2 separate regions of the Homo sapiens genome follow, and region 1 is linked to region 2. A link is an interaction called in ENCODE POLR2A ChIA-PET data of the cell type or tissue named here. Cell type or tissue: GM12878. All regions are shown on one strand. Links, peaks and the distances in the headings refer to the core of each region. The heading gives the core; the rest is flanking DNA.

Region 1 (10,319 bases), core at 3,121-5,620, 460 kb before region 2:
CACCTGTAATCCCAGCACTTAGGGAGGCCAACACAAAAGGATTCCTTGAGTTCAGGAGTTCAAGATCAGCCTGGGCAACATGGCAAAACCCCATCTCTACAAAAATACAAAAACTGGCCATGCATGGTGGTGTGCACCTGTAGTCCCAGATACTCGGGGGACTGAGATGGAAAGATTGCTTGAGCCTGGGAGGTCGAGGCTCCAATGAGGTGAGATAGCACCATTGTACTCCAGCCTGGGCTGAGATCCCGTCTCAAAAAAAAAAAAAAAAAGTTTATATATCTCAAAGAATGTGTGAGATATTAAGGGTCACTCCTAGAAGGTATATGGGATTTAATCCTTCCTGAACAGAAGAGTGGATGGGACCTTTTTCTTATAAAGACCTTTTCTTTTCTTGCTTTTTTTTTTTTTTTTTTTTTTTTTGAGAGATGGAGTCTTGCTCTGTCACCCAGGCTGGAGTGCAGTGGCGCAATCTCGGCTCAGTGCAACCTCCACCTCCCAGATTCAAGTGATTCTCCTGCCTCGGCCCCTACCAGTAGCAGGTACAGGCGTGCGCCACCATGCCCAGCTAATTTTTGTATTTTTAGTAGAGACGGGGTTTTGCCATGTTGGCCAGGCTGCTCTCAAACTCCTGACCTCAGGTGATCCACCCAGATCGGCCTCCCAAAGTGTTGGAATTACAGGTGTAAGCCACTGCGCCCAGCCCATGTTATTTTATTTATTTATTTATTTATTTAAGACAGGCTCTCACTCTGTTGCCCAGGCTGGAGTGCAGTGGCATGGCCATAGCTCATTGCAGCCTCGAAATCCTGGTCTCAAGCTTTCCTCCTGTGTTGGCTTCCCAAAGTGCTAAGATTGGGGAACTGTGAGCCACTGTTCCCACCTGCTATGAACATCTATGTCCATATTTGTACATGTAGACATAAGTTGTCAATTGCGAAATATGGTTAGGTAATGGTTGGACTGCAATTTTCTTAACTGACTGGAACTTGTAAGTCTCTCAGTCTTTGCTAAGGAGCTCTATGTGCATGTTGGAACTTGCCTTTAACACTCAGCCAGGCAGTTTTCAACTCTGACTTAGCATTCACTTCCTGCTAATATAGTTTCAAGATCAGCCAGAGGTGAGAGTTCAGGGCCTTCTCAATTCTTTCCTGAACTTGTACACAGCCCTGGGCATGCATATAGTTCTACTCATTTGTATTGCTTTCTTTTTTTTTTTTTTTTTTTTTTTGAGACCGAGTTTCGCTCTTGTTGCCCAGGCTGGAGTGCAGTGGCACAATCTCAGCTCACCTCAATCCTCAATCTCTGCCTCTCAGACTCAAGTGATTCTCCTGCCTCAGCCTTCCTGAGTAGCTGGGATTACAGGCATGCACCACCACGCCCGGCTAATTTTGTATTTTTAGTAGAGATGGGTTTCTCCATGTTGGTCAGGCTGGTCACGAATTCCCAACCTCAGATGATCTGCCCACCTTGGCCTCCCAAAGTGCTGGGGATTACAAGCATGAGCCACCGTGCCCGGCTTTATTGGTATTGCTTTCTAGACTCCCAGGAATCTATCACAGCATGTCAAAGCCCCCTGTGGACATCTCATTCCCCTTCTTTTCCTTTTTTAAAGTTTTTTCATTATTCTATTATTTTGCCCTCATGTTTATCTACTACCTCAGTGTAATCACCTAATGGGTTCCTCTTGCCTGCTGTCCAGAAAAGCGAATGCACTCAGAACAGCAGATTTATAAAGCAAAGAAGGAATTTAATAATTGCAGGTCTGGCCAAGTAGAAGCTACAAATCTTGTGACATCTGGCCACATGACTCTTGAGCAGTAATGCATTATAGAAAAGCAAGCTAGGGAACAAATGGCTGGTTATCATTTAACTGTACCTACATTTTAGCAGAAATCAGCTCTGCCCCTCACCATAATCCTAATCTTGTGGCCTTTCATTAGTCTTAAAAAGGTGGTTTCAGTTTTAAGGAGGAGGTCAGTTTTAGGGAGGTACTATTATCATCCTTGATGCAAAGTTAAACTATAAACTAAATGTCTCCCATGGTTAGCTTGACCCACACCTAGGAATAAGTGAGGACAGCCAGCCTGTGAGGCTTGAAACAAGATGGAGTCAGCTATGCTAGACTTCTTTTGCTGTCATAATCTTTACAAAGGTGATTGCATCCGGCAGCCATGATGTTAAACAATTGCCTCTAATTGTTTTTAATAAACCCCCATAGAGAAAAGGCTCTTTTCACTGCATGAGCTCCAACTCAAGTCAAACAATGACAACCTTGCAATTGGGGTCTTCCAGGGACCTATGAGACAGGTTAAATAATGACCATTCCCTGGGGATGGGGTTTTGAAGGAGCCCCAGTAACATTCTACCTTTCCAGTGGCTGACAGGCTGCTGGTTTCCACTGTGATCATTACAAATTTGTTGCAGCTTGTTGGTTTTGTGGCTTGTGGCTGCCTTGTTGCTTTTTAAGGCTTTCTTCGAGCTGCAAAAAGTGGGAATGGAAATAGAAAAAGTTAAAATGACACAAACTCTCCCTTTCTGAGTTTCAGTCACTTTTCTTGAATAAATATTCTCCAGATTGCTGAAAGCTTTTGATTTTCCAGAATTCTGAAAAAGTTGATTGCATAAATGTTTGAATCATTCTCATTGTTTTTATGGAAGAGAGAATATTGGGAAGGTCCTTACTCCACCACTTCACTGACATGACCTTATAAAAACCTTTTGATCTAAGAATAATCAACCATTTTATAGATTAGTAGTATTGTAGTGCATCTCATCCATTATCTAGTTTCCAAGCTGTATAAATTATGCTAATTTTTCTGCCCTTTTTTTTCTCTAAGTCCATTGTATTTCTCTTTGATGTTAAGTAAAGTACTTACTGATTCCACCTGATGATCAGATTGCCTCAGAGGACATCAAGCCATTCTAGCCAAGAGATTAGCTGTTTCACAAGCATTAAAATTAAAGGATGCTTGAAGATTGTAAACTAAGTAGTTTTAAGGTAGGGTTGCCAGATTAGCAAATATAAATACGGGACCCCCAGTTAGATTTTAATTTCAAGGCTGGGTGAGGTGGTTCACATCTGTAATCCTGGCACTTTGCAAGGCTGAGGTTGGAGGATCGGTTGAGCCCAGGAGTTCAAGATGAGCCTGAGCAACATAATGAGACTCCATCTATACAAAAAGTTTTTTTAAAAATTAGCTGGGCATGGCAGTGAACACCTGTAGTACCAACTACTTAGGAAGTTGACATGGGAGGATTACTTGAGCCCAGGATTTCAAAGCTGCAGTGAGCCTTGATCATGCCACTGTGCTCCAGCCTGGGCCACAAAGCAAGACCTTGTCTCAATAAATAAATAAATAAAATGAAATGTGAATTTCAGATAAACAATGACAAAATATTTGGGACACATTTACACTAATCATTTTCTTGTTGTTGTTGTCGCTTATCCGAAATTCAAATTTAACTGGGCATTGTATATTTGATCTGAAAGCCCTGTTTTCGGTGAAAAATAAACAAAACAATACCTGTAAAGTCATTCTCAGATGACTTGATGGTGATCCTTTCTTCTGTTTTCTTTTAAACCACTGTTGAAGCTCTTTTCTAGTCTATAAGAGATAACTAGTTTTGATTAATGTAGGTTTAGTTCTTTTATGGAAAAATATGTTAATTTGGCATGGTGACAATCCTGTCCATATTTCTTATACATTCAACAAGTATATTTAAGATGGTCTACTTATATATACTAATCAAGATTTGTAGTCTGTACAACCAGAATTTTAAGTTCAGCTCAGCTCCTAGGAAAATACATGTATAGAACAAATATGCTTATGAAAGACCTCTAGAGAGCCAGAACACTCAAATCAGGAAAACAAGCCAAATCAGTAAAGTCAAGGACTTGCAGGTAGATAGATAAATATGTAGGGAGAGAAAAAGAGAAACAGAGAGAGAGAGAGAGACATAAATTTAAGCAATTAAATACAATGGCACAGTTTATTCCATAATATGGAATTTATTATTCATTAATAGCAATCATTTACAAATCATACAAAGCATCAGTAATTTGGAATCTAGTTGTCACTAAGGAAGACAGGAACTCAAGAAAACTCAGATAAAAAAAAAACCCTCAAAATATGTGTTGTGAACTAAGAAAAAAAATCAAAACACCCTCCAGACATAGATAAGGCTTTGAAGAACCTCTTTGGGACTCAGAGGCAGCTTTTAACCCCCGGTAACACATACTTTCAATCCACTGTAGTCCTCTTACTTAATCATTCAAAAATAATTTCAAAATACCCTTAAGAAATTGAAACCCAGACATGACAGAATTTATATACTATTTCCAACTCTAATTGCTTTTCATATCTCTTCATTAACCATGTATTAATCAACTAGTCTGTGTCAAGCACTGTGCTATCACTCTATCTTTTCAGAATCAATTTCTCTTTGGTCATCAGTCAATCATTTTGCCTTATAACGACACTGGGCAGCTCTAAACATGGAAGCAAGCCCTGGAAGAGACCAATTTGATCACCAAATGTTTTCTTTCTCACTATTCTCACCACATCCCAGGTGCCCCCGTGACTGCCTTATTTCCGTTTGGCTTCTCTTTGAGACACTGCTTTGTTCCACTGTCTCGAGACTAGCAACATCATGAGGGAATCTGGTGTGGAGAGGCAGAGAGGAGTGTGTATGCGACACTGCCCAGCCCAGTTGCTGTCCAGGGGTGTCAAGTTGCCCTCAAAATATCACTTTGTGCAAGACTCAGCCAGGAGGAAATGACATTCTCAGCCTCCTACGTAAAGACTCAATCACAATACTTCCTTTGATTAAAAATCTAACCAGAATTCTCTACAGCTGCTTGATGTCCTGAGTGTAAGCTCTACATGGAGAAGAAAGCATCAAACATTCATAAAATGGAACTCATTTCTTTGCTTCCACCTGCTGCTCTGAGCAGCAGTAGCCACTCTGCACAGGCAGATAAATTGTGAGTTCTGAGAAGCTAAAAAGATCACCCATTCAAAACTGCAAATATCCTTACCCAAGCTACCAACTGTCTACCCCATCACCACCACTGTGGTGATCTGTTGACCAGATTTTCTGATACTGCCACTTCCAAGGTGATTAAGTCTGGGCAGTGGCAACAGTTCAATTTTTTTTTATTTTATTAAAGTTATTTCTGAAGATGGCCAACTAGACGCAGCCAGGAAGAGCATCTCCCGCCGAAAGACCAGACCATCAGGGAAACTGGGTACACTCTGAGCAGATCTTTGGAGATAAGGCATTGAGAGTGAATGCAGGGAGGACGTAGACCCCGGGCTGAAGGCAGAGGAAGCTGAGAACCATGCACAGGGCTGCCAAGCACCAGGACTTGTTCCTGGCCCCCAGTGGTTCCTTGGGAAGGGGTGAGTTAAACAGGTGGGGAGCAGCTTACTCTCACCACGGACCTACAGACTTCTAGTGCAGCAGACCCCATGACCCCCATTTGAGCTGGCAAGGAGAGCTGTTCAGAGAGGTGGCAGGGGCAGAACTCTAGCTTGTGTGGAGTCCAGAGGGTTTGGCATGAGAATGGCTACAGTGGAGCATGGCCAGGGAGGCCCATCCTTCAGGGCTTGCCATGCTCCTCTGGGTGGCTTTGCCTCTTGGTGACTGCCAGACCTAGACGAGCAGGGCAGTCTTCCCTGTGGGATGGGGCCAATCTAATCTGAGTGCTCCACTGTCAACCAGCTTCTTCTGGGGCCCCAGCCTTGCTGTGCTTGCTTGCAGCATAGCCTTGGATGCCCAATCAGGGTGCTTCCTGAGGGCCTTCATTTTAGCTCTTTCACTGGCAGAGCACTCTTAACCATTGGAGAATTCCAGCAGACTGACCTATGCTAAATGCACCCACCTGAAGCCTCCCTGAACCACAGCCTCCCCCTGCCACTTTACCTGTGTACACTTGCCCATGCCTGCCCTCATGCCAACACATACACACACTGCTTTGCATGTGTGTCTGCATGGGTGGAACCTACTTCTCTTTTCCCACGGATATGTGTGCGTGCATTCCACCACCCCACTGCCAGTGTGAGCATGTGCCTGGATGCCACCACCCTGCCCCCACCCCACCCCCACTAGTGCCCCACCTGTGCCACTGCTGCTGCTGAAATACACATGAGCACAAATCCTGTCATTACCACCACAACAAAGCACTTTGGCCAGCACTCTCCATCAGAGTTTTGTTGCCACCTAGCCAGGAATACTTCGACCCCCTACCAGCGCAGCAAGTTCTTAATCTCAAGGGGCCAAAGAACAAAGCTGGAGCCCTAGTACCAGCCCCACAGGGTTAGAACACACAGCTCAGGAGTGCTGAGCTGAGCCTTGGGCCCCTAAAATCTTCCAGAAACAAAGCCAGTCAGCTGAACCCACCTTATATCACAATCAAACCCTCAAGGATGTCAAAGAATATAAAAGCAAAAAACTCCATCCAAAGGACTGCAGCTTCAAAGGTTAAGGAAACATCAGCCCACACAGATGAGAAAGAACCAATGCAAGAAGTCTGGCAACTAAAAAAGCACCTTCTTACCTCCAAACGACTGCACTAGTTCCCCAGCAACGGTTCTTAACTGGCTGAAATGGCAGAAATGACAGACATAGAATTAAGAATCTGAATAGGAAAGAAGATCATTGAGATTCAGGAGGAAGTAGAAATCCAATCCAATGAATATTAAAAATCCAATAAGTCACCAGGCACTGTGGCTCCCACCTGTAATCCCAGCACTTTGGGAGGCCGAGGCGGGCAGATCATGAGGTCAGGAGCTCGAGACCATCCTGGCTAACATAGTGAAACCCTGTCTCTACTAAAAATAAAAAAAAATTAGCCGGGTGTGGTGGCAGGTGCCTGTAGTCCCAGCTACTCGGGAGGCTAAGGCAGGAGAATGGTGTGAACTTGGGAGGCAGTGCTTGCAGTGAGCTGAGACCACACCACTGCACTCCAGCCTGTGTGACAAAGCGAGACTCCATCTCAAAAAAAAAAAAAATTCCAATAAAACTATACAAGAGATGAAAAGTGAAACAGCCATTTTAACAAAGAACCAAACTGAGTTGATAGAGCTGAAAAACACTACAAGAATTTCATAATATAATTGCAAGTATTAACAGCAGAATAGACCAAGCTGAGAAACAAATCTCAGAGCTCAAAAACCAGTTCTGAAATCAACTGAATAAGACACAGATTTAAAAAAAATTAAAAAATTAAAAAATGAACAAAACCTTTGAGAAATTTGAGATTATGTAGAAAGATCAAATCTGTGACTCATTAGCATCCCTGAAAGAGAGACAGAGAAGGCAAGCAACTTGGAAAATATATTTGAGAATATTGTTCATGAAAATTTCCCTAACCTCACTAGAGAGGCCAACATTCAAATTCAGGAAATGCAGAGAGCCCCTGTAAGATACTATACAAGATAACTATCTCCAAGACACATAGGCATTAGATTCTCCAAGGTCAACATGAAAGAAAAAATATTAAAGGCAACTAAAGAGAAGAGGAAGGTCACTCACAAAGGGAACCTTCATCAGGCTAACAGCAAACCTTTCGGCAGGAACCCTACAAGCCAGAAGAGATTAGGGCCTATATTCAACAATCTTAAAGGAAAGAAATTCCAACCAAGAATTTTATATAAGTTTCATAAGTGAAGGAGAAATCCATTTCAGATAAGCAAATGCTAAAGAATTCTTTACCACCAGACCTGCTTTTCAAGAGGTCCTCAAAGGAGTGATAAATATGGGAAAAAGAGATCATTACCAGCCACCACAAAAGCACAAATACATAGACCATTGACACTATAAAGCAACTACACAATCAAGTCTGCATAATAACCAGCTAACATCATGATGACAGGAAAAAAGTCTGCACATATCATTAACCTTGAATGTAAATGGGCTAAATGTCCCACTTAAAAGGCACAGAGGCTGGGCACAGTGGCTCACGCCTGTAATCTGTAATCCCATCCTGGCACTTTGGGAGGCCAAGGCAGTTGGATCATTTGAGGTCAGGAGTTTGAGACCAGCCTGGCCAACATGGTGAAACCCCATCTCTACTGAAAATACAAAAATTAGCCAGGCATGGTGGTGCACATCTGTAATTCCAGCTACTTGGGAGGCTGAGGCAGGAGAATCAATTGAGCCCAGGAGGTGGAGGTTGCAGTGAGCCAAGAGTACACCACTGCACTCCAGCCTGGGTGACAGGGAGAAACTCTGTCTCAAAAAAAAAAAAAAAAAAAAAAAAGGCACAGAATGGCAAGTTGGACAAAGAAGCAAGACCCAACTGTATGCTGCCTTCAAGAGATCTACCTCACATGCAATGACATGGATAGGATCAAAGTAAAGAGATGAAAAAAAATCTACCAGGCAAACAGAAAACAGAAAAAAAGCAGGGATTGCTATTCTAATTTCAGGCAAAACAAACTTTAAACCAACAATGATCAAGGAACACCAAGGGCACTACATAATGGTAATGGATAATGGTAATGGGTTCAATCCAAGAAGAAGACTTAACCATCCTAAATATATATGCACCCAACAGTGGAGTACACAGATTCACAAAACAAGTTCTTAAAGATCTACAAAGAGACTTAACCCCATAATAATAGTGGGAGGCTTCAAAATCCCAATGATAGTGTTAGACAGATCAATCGAGGCAGAATAATAACAAAGATATTTGTGAGCTAAGCTCAACACTTGACCAAATGGACCTAACAGACATCTACAGAACTCTTCACCCAAAACAACAGAATATACATTCTTCTCATCTGCATATGGCACTACCTTAAAATTGACCACACAATTGGTCATAAACAATTCTCAGCAAATTCAAAGAAACGAGAATCATACCAACTACACTCTTGGACCACAGGATGATAAAAATAGAAATCAATACTAAGGAGATTGTTCAAAACCATATAATTATATGGAAATTAAACAATCTGCTCCTGGATGACTTTTTGCGTTAACAATGAATTTAAGGCAGAAATCAGGAAATTATTTGAAACTAATGAAAACAAAGATATAGCATATCTTTAGATATAACATATCTCTGGGACACAGCTAAAGCAGTGACAAGAGGAAAGTTTATGGCACTAAACACCCACATCAAAAAGTTAGAAAGATGTCAAATTAACAACCTAATATCACACCCAGGAGAAAAAAAAAAAAGAGCAAACCAACCTTAAAGCTAGCAGTAGAAAATAAATAACCAAAATAGAGCTGAACTGAGTGAAATTGAGACATGAAAAACCATAAAGAAGATCAACAAAACCAGAAGTTAACTCTTTGAAAGAATAAATAATATTGATAGACCACTAGCTAGACTGTGATGGTTAATATTGAGTGTCAACTTGCTTGGATTAAAAGATGCAAAGTATTGTTCCTGGGTGTGTCTGTGAGAGTGTTGCCAAAGGAGTTTAACATTTGAGTCAGTGGACTGGGAAAGGCAGACCTACCCTCAATCCGGGTGGGTACTATCTAATCAGCTTCCAGCTCAACCAGAATAAAAGCAGGCGGAAGAACATGGAAAGACTAGACTGGCTAAATCTTCTGGCCTCCATCTTTTTCCTGTGCTGGATGCTTCCTGTCCTCAAACATCAGACTCCAAGTTCTTCAGCTTTTGGACTCTTGGACCTACACCAGTGGTTTGCCAGAGACTCTCGGGCCTTCAGCCACAGAGTGAGGGCAGCACTGTCAGCTTCCCTACTTTTGAGGTTTTGGGACTCAGACTGGCTTCAATTGCTCCTCAGCTTGCAGACAGCCTATTGTGGGACTTCACCTTGTGATGATGTAAGTCAATACTCCTTAATTAAATGCCCTTTAATACATACATCTATCCTATTAGTGCTGTCTCTCTAGAGAACCCTGAATAATACCTAGACTAATAAAGAAAAAAGAGAGATTCATATAAATACGAGCAGAAATGTCAAAGGGGACACTACCACCTAATCCAAAGAAATAGAAAAACCCCTCAGTTTTTGTTCATAGAGGTGTTCACAATAGTCAGAACTATTATGAAATAAAAGGCATCCAAATAGGTAGGGAGGAAGTCAAACTATCTCTCTTCATAGGCAATGTGATTCTTTATCTAGAAAACCCCATAGCCTCTGCCCAAAGGCTACCAGAACTGATAAACAACTTCAATAAAGTTTCAGGATACAGAATCAATGTACAAAAATCATTAGTATTTCTATGCAACAATAACATCCAAGCTGAGATCCAAATCAAAAACATAATCCCATTCACAATAGACACAGACACACAGACACACACACACACACAGAGACACACGTATA
Region 2 (10,319 bases), core at 5,204-7,703:
TCCGAAAGAATGCGACAATACATTCAAAGAACATAAATGCTGGAATCAGTTCTTGCTAGCAACACGAGCCAGCAATGTTATTATGTGAAACTGCATCCAAAAAAAAAAAAAAAAAAGCTACAAAGTCATAAAAATAGCCCTGAGAATAACTAATTTGAATAGTGTAAGTAAACAGTTTTCTTGAGGAAGGAAATCGGGTGGCTGGAACACAGGTAGGAGACACCCTGCAAGTCAAACAAGCTTAATCAAAACAAGAGCTAAAAAAACCCTATAAAACCCCTAATCTGACAAGTCTGAAGTCAAGCCACATACTGCCACATCTCAAGGGCTTCTTACCCATCCCTATCTATCCTGGGCTGGGCCAGGCCAGGCAGTTTTCTAAAAAATCTCTGCCTTAGGAAACTAGTAAGTCAGATATAAAGTCAATCAATGTCTCTCACTTTCCTTCTACACTTTTGTGATTCTGGAGGTAGGACTCTGCCAGGGGCTCCTAGTTTAAGTCTGCAGATAAGGGAGTGTTAAGGGAAAACTGCGAGAGACGACAGTGCTGTCTCCCCTCTCATGGGTGCATCAGCAGATTTTTTTTTTTTTAAGCTCATCGGCTATCATTAGTGTTAGTGTATTTTATGTGTGGCCTAAGACAATTCTTTTTTTTTTTCTTTTGTCGCCCAGACTGGAGTGCAGTGGCACGATCTCGGCTCACTGCAGCCTCTGCTTCCCAGGTTGAAGCAATTCTCCCACCTCAGCCTCCCAAGTAGCTGGGATTACAGGCGTGTGCCACCACACCCAGCTAATTTTTGTATTTTTAGTAGAGACAGGGTTTCACCATGTTGGCCAGGCTGGTCTCGAGCTCCTGACCTCAAGGGATTGGCCCGCCTCAGCCTCCCAAAGGGCTGGGATTACAGGCGTGAGCCACCATGCCCAGCCATGAGACAATTCTTATTCCACTGTGGCCCAGGGAAGCCAAAAGGTTGGAAATCCCTGTTCTAAAGCAATGCAGGCTTCACATGTGACTAGTTTTATGAGAGCCAATACAGATTACCTATCTCCTAAAAATTCTACCTTGCTTCCCTTCAGCACTATCACTTTTTAAAAGGTTTTATTTAGAAAACACTTCAGGTAAAATATTTACAAAGGAATGAAGTACTAATACATGCTACAATATACATGAACCTTGAAAACATGCTAAATGAAAGAAGCCAGAAAGAAAAGGCCACATATTGTATAATTCCATTTATATGAAGTGTGTACAATAGGAAAATCCATAGAATTGGAAAGCAGATAAATGGTTGCCAGGGGTTGAAGGTAGAGTGACTGCTAATGAGCACAGGGTTTTTCTTTTTGGGGTGACAAAAATCTTCTGGAATTAGCAAGTGATGATGTTGTACTACTTTGTGAATACATGAAAAAACCACTAAACTGTACACTTTGAGTGGGTGAATTTTATGGTATGAGAATTATACCTCAAAAAAATAAATGAAGCATTTGAGTTTTCCTTCAATATTCAGTGAGATTTTGGAATCTTACCGATGAATTAGAGATTGGAATAGTAAAAGTAAGTGAAGGGAAAATAAATATCTATTACTTGACTATTTAGTATATAACATATTCACAGCATGTTAACAGAGTTTTCAGTTTTTTGAGATAGGATCTTGCTCTGTCGCCCAGGCTAGAGTATAGTGACACAATCTTGGCTCACTGCCGCCTCAACCTCCCAGGCTCAAGTGATCCTCCCATTTCACCCTCCCAACTAGTAGCTGGGACTACAGACATGTGCCACCACACCTGGCTAATTTTTGTATTTTTTTGTAGACATGGGGCTTCTTCATGTTGCCCAGGCTTTTCTCAAATTCTTGGGCTCAAGCAATCTACTTGCTTCAGCCTCCCAAAGTGCTGGGATCACAGACATGAGCCACCGCACCCAGCCAACAGAAATTTTAGTAATGAATATATATTCATGGACTACACTTCTGAAGAAAAGAAACTTCAAGTTAAAAGATTACTTTTGAAGCTAAGTATCTGTGATCCAAGCATAGACATGCTGACTCAAGTTACACAGTCTTAGTTCAAATATCTCCTGGGTCTGGTATGTCGACATTCTACTCCCCCTTTTCTACTTATGCTTCAAAATTCAGCTCAAATATCATCCTCTAAAAACCTTTCCCTAAACCAACCTTGAGGGTTTTCCAGGCCAGTCTGTCACTTCTTTGGTGTTCCCATTGATGCCTTTGTATTCAATATACAAAGCAGTGCTAGCTGTATGATTTTACTTTTGTCTCCCATTCTACCCATCTTTGCATTGAAGCCAAGCACACATATGACCAGTGTTTCTGCAAAGTGTACACTAAAATCATAAGCAGCTCTTAAAACAACAAAAATATGTTGGGCTGGCAATGTTAAATTTACAAACTTCCCCAGATAATTCCAATGTATAACCATGAACTAAGTACTCAGACTAGAAACAAGTGTTCAGAGAAAATAGCCCATAGATTCTTGTCTTGGCATCCTTGCCAATACATCAGCAGCCCTGCCAATTAAACTAGGAGAAGAAATAGGCAAGGTCTGGCCAAGTACTTCTCTAAGCACAGTCAGTGCTGGCCCCTGAACAGAACTTGCAGCACTTTTAGTTTAACCCTTACCTGAACCACAACAATAAAGACAGGGTCCTGGACAGTGCACTTTATTTGAAAAAGTGTAGGCCAGGCGCGGTGGCTCATGCCTGTAATCCCAGCACTTTTGGAGGCTGAGGCGGGCGGATCACGAGGTCAGGAGTTCAAGATCAGCCTGACCAACATGGTGAAACCCCGTCTCTACTAAAAATACCAAAATTAGCTGGGTGTGGTGGTGCACGCCTGTAGTCCCAGCTACTCAGGAGGCTGAGGAAGTAGAGCTGCTTGAACCCAGGAGGCGGAGGTTGCAGTGAGCCAAGATCACACCATTGCACTCCAGCCTGGGCGACAGAGGGAGACTCTGTCTCAAAAAAAAAAAAAGAAAGAAAGAAAACACAAAACTCAACTTGATATATAAATGAATGCAAGATAACTCTAACATATTTTTAGACTTACTGAGAAAAAAAATTCTCGTTTAAAATTAGTCTGATTCAGTGGTACTTTAAATACAGTCATGCGCTGTATGAGTTTCAGTCAATGATCAACTGCACAAAAGACAGTGGTCCCACAACATTATAATGGAACTGAAAAATTCCTATTGCCTAGTATTTACTATACTATACTTTTATTGATTATTTTAGAGTGTATTCCTTCTGCTTGTTAAAAAAAAAAAAAAAAGTTGACTGTAAAACAGGTTCAGGCAGGTCCTTCAGGAGGTATTCCAGAAGGCACTGTTGTCACAGGAGATGACAGCTCCATGTGTGTTACTGCCCCTGAAGACCTTCGAGTAGGACAAGAGGAGCTGGAAGACAGTGATACTGCTGATCCTGAATAGGCCTAATATGTGTGTGTATGTCTTAGTTTTTCACAAAAAAGTTTTTTTAAAAAAGATTGTAAGAGAAAAAAGCTTATAGGATATAAAGAAAATATATTTTTGCACAGCTGTATGATGTGTGTTTTAAGCTAAATGTTAATACAAAAAAATCAAAAGTTTAAAAATATAAGTTTATAAAATAAAAAAGTTACAGTAAGCCAAGGCTTATTATTGAAGAAACATTTTAAAAAATTTTTTGGTGTAGCCTAAGTGTACAATGCTTATAAAGTCTATCGTAGTGTACAGTAATGTCCTAGCCCTTCAAATCCACTCACCACTCACTCACCCAGGGCAACTTCCAGTCCTGCAAGCTTCCTTCATGGTTAAGTGCCCTATACAGGTATACCATTTTTTATCTTTTATACCAGATTTTTACTGTACCTTTCCTATTTTGATACACACATACTTACCACTGCATTACAACTGCCTACAGTATTAAGTACAGTAACATATTAAACAGGTTTGTAGCCTAGGATCAACAGACTATACAACATAGCCTAGGTGTGTAGCATGCTACACTATCTAGGTTTGTATAAATATACTCTATGATGTTCACACAATGATGAAATTGCCTATGGTGCATTTCTCAGAAAGTAACTCCATCGTTAAGTGATTCAAGACTGTATATTTTGCCGGTAAGAAAGAGCAGCAAAGAGTCCCTTCTCACCAGAACCACAAAATTCCTCAAATCCAGGACTGGCTGGGTGGGGAGGGGGAGGAAAAGAATATGCCATCCAGACCAGAGGCATTCCATCTTAAAGTGAACTATGTTACTAAACAGGGTCTCATGTTTGTAGGAAAGCCTCTAATTAAATTACAATAAAGAGACTTCTGATTAAAAAAAACCAAGAAAAGCGGCAGGCTCAGTGGCTCACGCCTGTAATCCCAACACTGTGGGAGGCTGAGACAGGAGGATCACTTGAGCCCAGGAGTTCAAAACCAGCCTGAGCAACATAGGGAGACCCTGTCTCTATGTAATATATATTATATATGTATATATATTTTATATTGTACATAATATATATTTTATATATATATAAAAAATTTTTTTAAATTAGTTGGGGATGGTAGTGCATGCCTGTGATCCCAGCTACTCGGGATGCTGAGGCTGCAGTGAGCCATGATCATGCCTGGGCAACACAGTGAGACCCTATCTTAAAAAAAAAAACACAGCCAAGCGCAGTGGCTCATGCCTGTAATCCCAGCACTTTGGGAGGCCAAGGCGGGCGAATCACAAGGTCAGGAGTTCGAGACCAGCCTGGCCAACATGGTGAAACCCCGTCTCTACTAAAAATACAAAAATTAGCCGGGTGTGGTGGCGGGCACCTGTAATCCCAGCTACTCGGAAGGCTGAGGCAGGAGAATCGCTTGAACCTGGGAGGCAGAGATTGCAGTGAGCCGAGATCGTGCCATTGCACTCCCAGCCTGGGCAACAAGAGCAAAACTCCGTCTCAAAAAAAGCCAACCAACCAACCAAACAAACAAAACACAACCCAAAACAAGTAAGCTAAGCACTTAGATCCTGTTCTTAAACATGTTTCCACTTCATGTGTCCAAATGATACAGTATAAAAATACATGCACTGCCAGTTATTATCTAGGAATAGACATGTTCTTCAGTATCCACAGTCTACAGAATCAGACCACCTGGGTTCAAATCATAGCTCTAGAAACTAATAAGTCCCTCTGTGCAGGTTCCCATAGCTATAAAATAGGAATGATACTAATATCCACACATCATAAAACTGCAATTAGAATTAAGTAAATTAATGCACGTAACATGCTTAGAACAGTGCCTGGTACACGATGCCAATGAAAGATGTCTATTTTTACATAATAAAAACTATATGACCAACCTCACTTCAGGAACAGCTGCCACACTGCATGCTAGTGAATAGTTCACAGACTAAATATGAATTTCATAATTAGAAACACTTTGTTTGCCTAACAATTCTTGATGCCAACTCTTTGAACACAGTCATTAAACAGTAATAATTATTTTTGATGAGACCCTGATTCTATTATCCATCACATACTATATTTCTAGATGATGCCATGCTTTCTGTCTCTCCTTCCAGCTTTCATATCTGCTGCCCCATGTGCCAAAAACTCACTCACACTCCCTCCTTCTCTTGGCCCAGCAAACTCTTACTCTTCAAGTTTAAAAACACTTCCTCGGCTGGGCGCGGTGGCTCCTGCCTGTAATCCCAGCACTCTGGGAGGCTGAGGCGGGCGGATCACGAGGTCAGGAGTTTGAGACCAGCCTGACCAACATGGTGAAACCCTGTCTCTACTAAAAATACCAAAATTAGCCGGGTGTGGTGGCGTGCACCTGTAATCCCAGCTACTCAGGAGGCTGAGGCAGGAGAATTGCTTGAACCCGGGAGGCAGAGGTTGCAGTGAGCCAAGTCACGTCACTGCATTCCAGCCTGGGCCACAGAAATTTGTTTCATGACTGTGTTTTCCATTACACAGGGATGCCTTTCTTGTTCACCTGGCTTACTGGTAAATGCATATTATGCATTCAATGAATGTCCAATTAATTGAACTGAAAAAAAATCTCATGAATGGATAATAAAGAGACACGCAAATCACAAGGTTACAGAAAACTGAAATTTGGCCTTGGGATCGGCCTATGTTACTAAAACCACTTTGTCCCTGCCTCATAGTAAGATGGTAATCTAGTTGTCTTTAAGAGTCACAAAAAAAAAAAAACAAAACAAAACAGCTACTTACTAACATTTTCCCGAGTATAAGCTATAATCTTAAGAAAGTTACAGAGCAATAAAAAAATCACCAATGGTTTCATGATATAAATTTGTTAGTTCTTTCTAGTGTTTCCTTAACTACAATGCCTTCAATCCCTAGAACTGTAAAGACTTTCAAAATATAAATTCATTTGCCCAAAATTAACCAAACTGACAGAGACATAATGTGAAGGTATTGAAAACTAAAAAAAAAATTGAAAATCTAAAGACAACATAGCCAGTTGTTTTAATGCAAAATATGTCAACCTTAGATTCTGAAACCAGTATCTAAAATTACTTTAAATTACAGTAGAATCCTAATTATTCAGAAGCATCTCAGTTACTGGCCAATTCAAAACCAAAAATGTCTGTGCCTAAGTACTCAAGAAATTTTAGAATAGCTTCATTCAGGTTTTTTTTTTTTTTTGAGACGGAGTCTTGCTCTGTTGCCCAGGCTGGAGTGCAGTGGGGTGATCTCCGCTCACTGCAAGCTCTGCTGCTCCCGGGTTCACACCATTCTCCTGCCTCAGCCTCCCGACTAGCTGGGACTACAGGCACCCACCACCACGCCCAGCTAATTTTTTTGTATTTTTAGTAGAGACGGGGTTTCACCATGTTAGCCAGGATGGTCTCGATCTCCTGACCTTGTGATCCTCCTGCCTCGGCCTCCCAAAGTGCTGGGATTACAGGCGTGAGCCACCGCGCCTGGCCAGGATTTTTAAAAAATATAAAATGCCCCCAATGGTGTCATGTAGCCCTTGAAAGAATGAATAATAATGAAGTATTTCTGTTGATTCTGAGGGCTCTTAACCAATTATCCAGTTCTTCCAACCACACAGTCATGTTTCTGCCACAAAAGACCCTAGGGCCATCAATCACTTCACTTGGGAAGAAATTTTAAAAGCTGCTAAGATTTTAGCTGAAGTTAAAAGATTCCCTATTATTTAATTGCCTAATTGGTATATCCACATTCATTCCTTCATATATTACATTTGCAAAGAAAATTTCAACTCTAATGAAACAACAGTCCAACTCGTTTTTCGCATACACACATAAGAATTCTTTTCCTTGATATAATATTATTACATAAACTATGCCTCTCATATTTATTTTGTTTTTAGAAAGCAGCACTGTATAAGATACGAATTTGGCACCTAAATCAGAACTCTGATTACTATAATTGTAATGTCAAAAGCCCCTGCTGGATGCTGCTGTCCTCATTTCCTTGTTTCTAGTATTTATTTCTATAGCACATATGCATCCATAGTTCATTATAACAGAAAACATAATGTGTGTTCAGAATCCATACAACTTGAATCTGTAGCATATTTTCTTCTTAAATCCATTTACACAGGTAAACTATCCTATAAGGTATAGGGAAAAAAGAAGAAGAACCGAATTGTACATCAGGAATCTGGTCATCCAACTTCTTTGGCCTACAAATTCCTCACCAGAGAAAGAAAAGGATAGAACAGATGTTCTCTAATGTGTAAAACTCTGGTGGCTCACTCCCGTAGTCCCAGCACTTTAGGAGGCCGAGGTGGGTGGATCACGAGGTCAGGAGATTGAAACCATCCTGGCCAACATGGTGAAACCCGTCTCTACTAAAAATAAAAAAAAATTAGCTGGGTGTGGTGGCGCGTGCCTGTAATTCCAGCTACTCGGGAGGCTGAGGCAGGAGAATCGCTTGAACCTGGGAGGTGGAGATTGCAGTTAGCCGAGTTCGTGCCACTGCACTCCAGCCTGGCGACAGAGCGAGACTCCGTCTCAACAAAAAAAAACTCTGGTTTTAAGAGTGGTCATTAACACGTGTGGAAAAAATTCCAAACTTGAGCAAAGCAAATGCATAACATTTCCAGTCACAGTCATTTAGCACAGTGAATACTAAAGTACTTGATAATTTGACAAAACTTAATTTCACTTGTGCAGGAGTTGATCAATCTGGACTAAAGGAACTGCTTGACACAGAGGAGCTTAAAAAAGAATACTGAACTGACTGCTATTTTTAACTTACTTTCAGTTATGCTCACATTTCATAATCAAAACATTAGATAGTATATTAAAACAGTATCTTTAGAGCCTGAAAGTTTAATCACTATCAAAAGCAGTTCAAGGATTCTTAACATGGAGCACATGGAGACCTAGGGAATCCACAAATAAACTTGGCAAGAATCTGAATCCCCAGAAGTCATACGTTAAAAAAAATAGCTTTTTTTCCTAGGAAGAGGTCAGAAAATTCTTAAGTGAGACAACTGAAAGAACTAAAGAACCACTGTTCCTAGTCAAATTTTTTACAAGTTTTTTCTTAAATTCCAAAGGTGATTTTAATTACAACTTATAACAAATCTGTCTTCATCATAATGAGTTTGTATTTATTTATTTATTTATTTATTTATTTAAGAGACAGGGTCTTGCCTCTATTACCCAGGCTGGGGTGCAGTGGTGCCACTAATAGCTCACTGCAGCCCCGGCCTCCTGGATTCAAGGGATCTTCCTGCCTCAGTCTTCTGTTAGGATTACTGCATGAACCACCATACCTGGCTAAGTTTCCCTGCCCCCACCTGGAGGTACATATATTTCTGAAACATCATGGTAACTTTTCCATGCCTTTTTTTAATTGGAAGAAAACATTATCAGACAAGTATTTTCAGAGCTTAAAACAACAGATAGGACAGGCGCGGTGACTCACACCTGTAGTTCCAGCACTTTGGGAGGCCGAGGTGGGCAGATCACCAAAGGTCAGGAGTTCGAGACCAGCCTGACCAACATGGTGAAACCCTGCCTCTACTAAAAATACAAAAATCAGCTGGGCGTGGTGGCATACACCTGTAATCCCAGCTACTAGGGAGGCTGAGGCAGGAGAATTGCTTGAACCCAGGGGGCAGAGGTTGCAGTTAGCCGAGATCACGCCATTGCACTCCAGCCTGGGCAACAAAAGCAAAACTTCATCTCAAAATAAGAAAAAAAAAATGTTCAAGGCAGAGAGTAAAGCTACTCCAGTGGCTGAGGCAGGAGAACTGCTTGAACCTGGGAGGCAGAGGTTGTAGTAAGCCGAGATTGTGCCATTGCACTCCAGGCTGGGCAACAAAGCAAGACTCCCGTCTCAAATAAATAAAAGGTGAGTTTTCTAAATCACTTTTCTTACAAAAAAAAATACCTTATGCACTAGAATACCTATCAAATGAGTGGCTTTTAAACAGTAACAGGAAAAAATGTGTGTACTTCAAAAAATCCTATTAAAAAAGTAAACTCAAGTCTCAATGTAAAATCAGACTGTATCTGATTTTTAAGAATTTGAGGCTAAATCACACCAAATAGAAGAGTAAATTTTTCCACTGCACTTCAGCCTGGGTGACAGAGACCCTGTTTCAAAAAATTAATTAAATGTATTTTCTTAAGTAAATTTTTAAGCACCATAGACAAGGGACCAGTGGGGAAGGGAGACATAAAGTAAATTCTGCGAAAGACTGGTAAAATTCTAATTCCAGCAGGTTGACTCACTAGGTTTTAATCAAATAAGTCAACCCCTAGGGTAAGTTAACTACTTTTTCCCAAGACTGTATTTTATCATTTTCATTATTATCATTATTACTATTTTGAGACAGGGTTTCACTCTGTCGCCCAGGCTGGAGTGCAGTGGCGCGATCTAGGCTCACTGCAGCCTCAACTTCCTGGGCCAAACCAATCCTCCCACCTGTCTCCTGAGTAGCTGGGACTACAGATGTGTGCCACAACACCTGGCTAATTTTCATTTTATCTTTTTGTAGAGACAAGGTCTCATTATGTTGTACAGCCCAGTCTTGAAACCTTGGGCTCAGGGGATCCTCCCGCCTCAGCCTCCCAAAGTACTGAGATTATAGGCATGAGCCACAGTGCTCAGCCCTCATGATTAATTCTGAAAAGACCATTAAAGGAATGTCAGTCACTGTATCAACGTAACATGTAAAGCTGAAACAGATTTGGTTTTGACCAAGGCCATAACTATAGATCTCACTTATCGGTTCCCGAAAGTGATTCTCCTTTATGACAGGATTATGCAGAACCTCTCATTTGAGGGACATTTTAGGTACCTCCTAACCTTTATGACTTT

What was found. ChIA-PET counts read pairs that join two places held together with the same protein. Peaks named below come from ENCODE experiments on the same cell type or tissue, not always from the same donor. Only the 100,000 strongest peaks of a DNase experiment are listed, where the experiment ranks them.
Region 1: POLR2A ChIA-PET joins it to region 2 with 8 read pairs; 6 of 35 experiments call an interaction of 5 or more read pairs at or near these places.

The regions. Positions count from the first base shown.
Region 1 is chr12:92,972,803-92,983,121 of GRCh38, forward strand. No RefSeq gene overlaps it. Among named protein-coding and RNA genes, the nearest start is that of LINC02413, 13 kb to the right of the region's middle. RefSeq lists a silencer at 857-1,057 and an enhancer at 943-1,212. In GM12878, for the core only: no CTCF peak of the experiment used is centred there; no DNase peak of the experiment used is centred there.
Region 2 is chr12:93,426,293-93,436,611 of GRCh38, forward strand. All of the region lies in intron 1 of UBE2N (ubiquitin conjugating enzyme E2 N), which reads right to left. Among named protein-coding and RNA genes, the nearest start is that of UBE2N, 10 kb to the right of the region's middle. RefSeq lists an enhancer at 97-146. In GM12878, for the core only: no CTCF peak of the experiment used is centred there; no DNase peak of the experiment used is centred there; H3K4me3 peaks cover 297 bases; H3K27ac peaks cover 321 bases.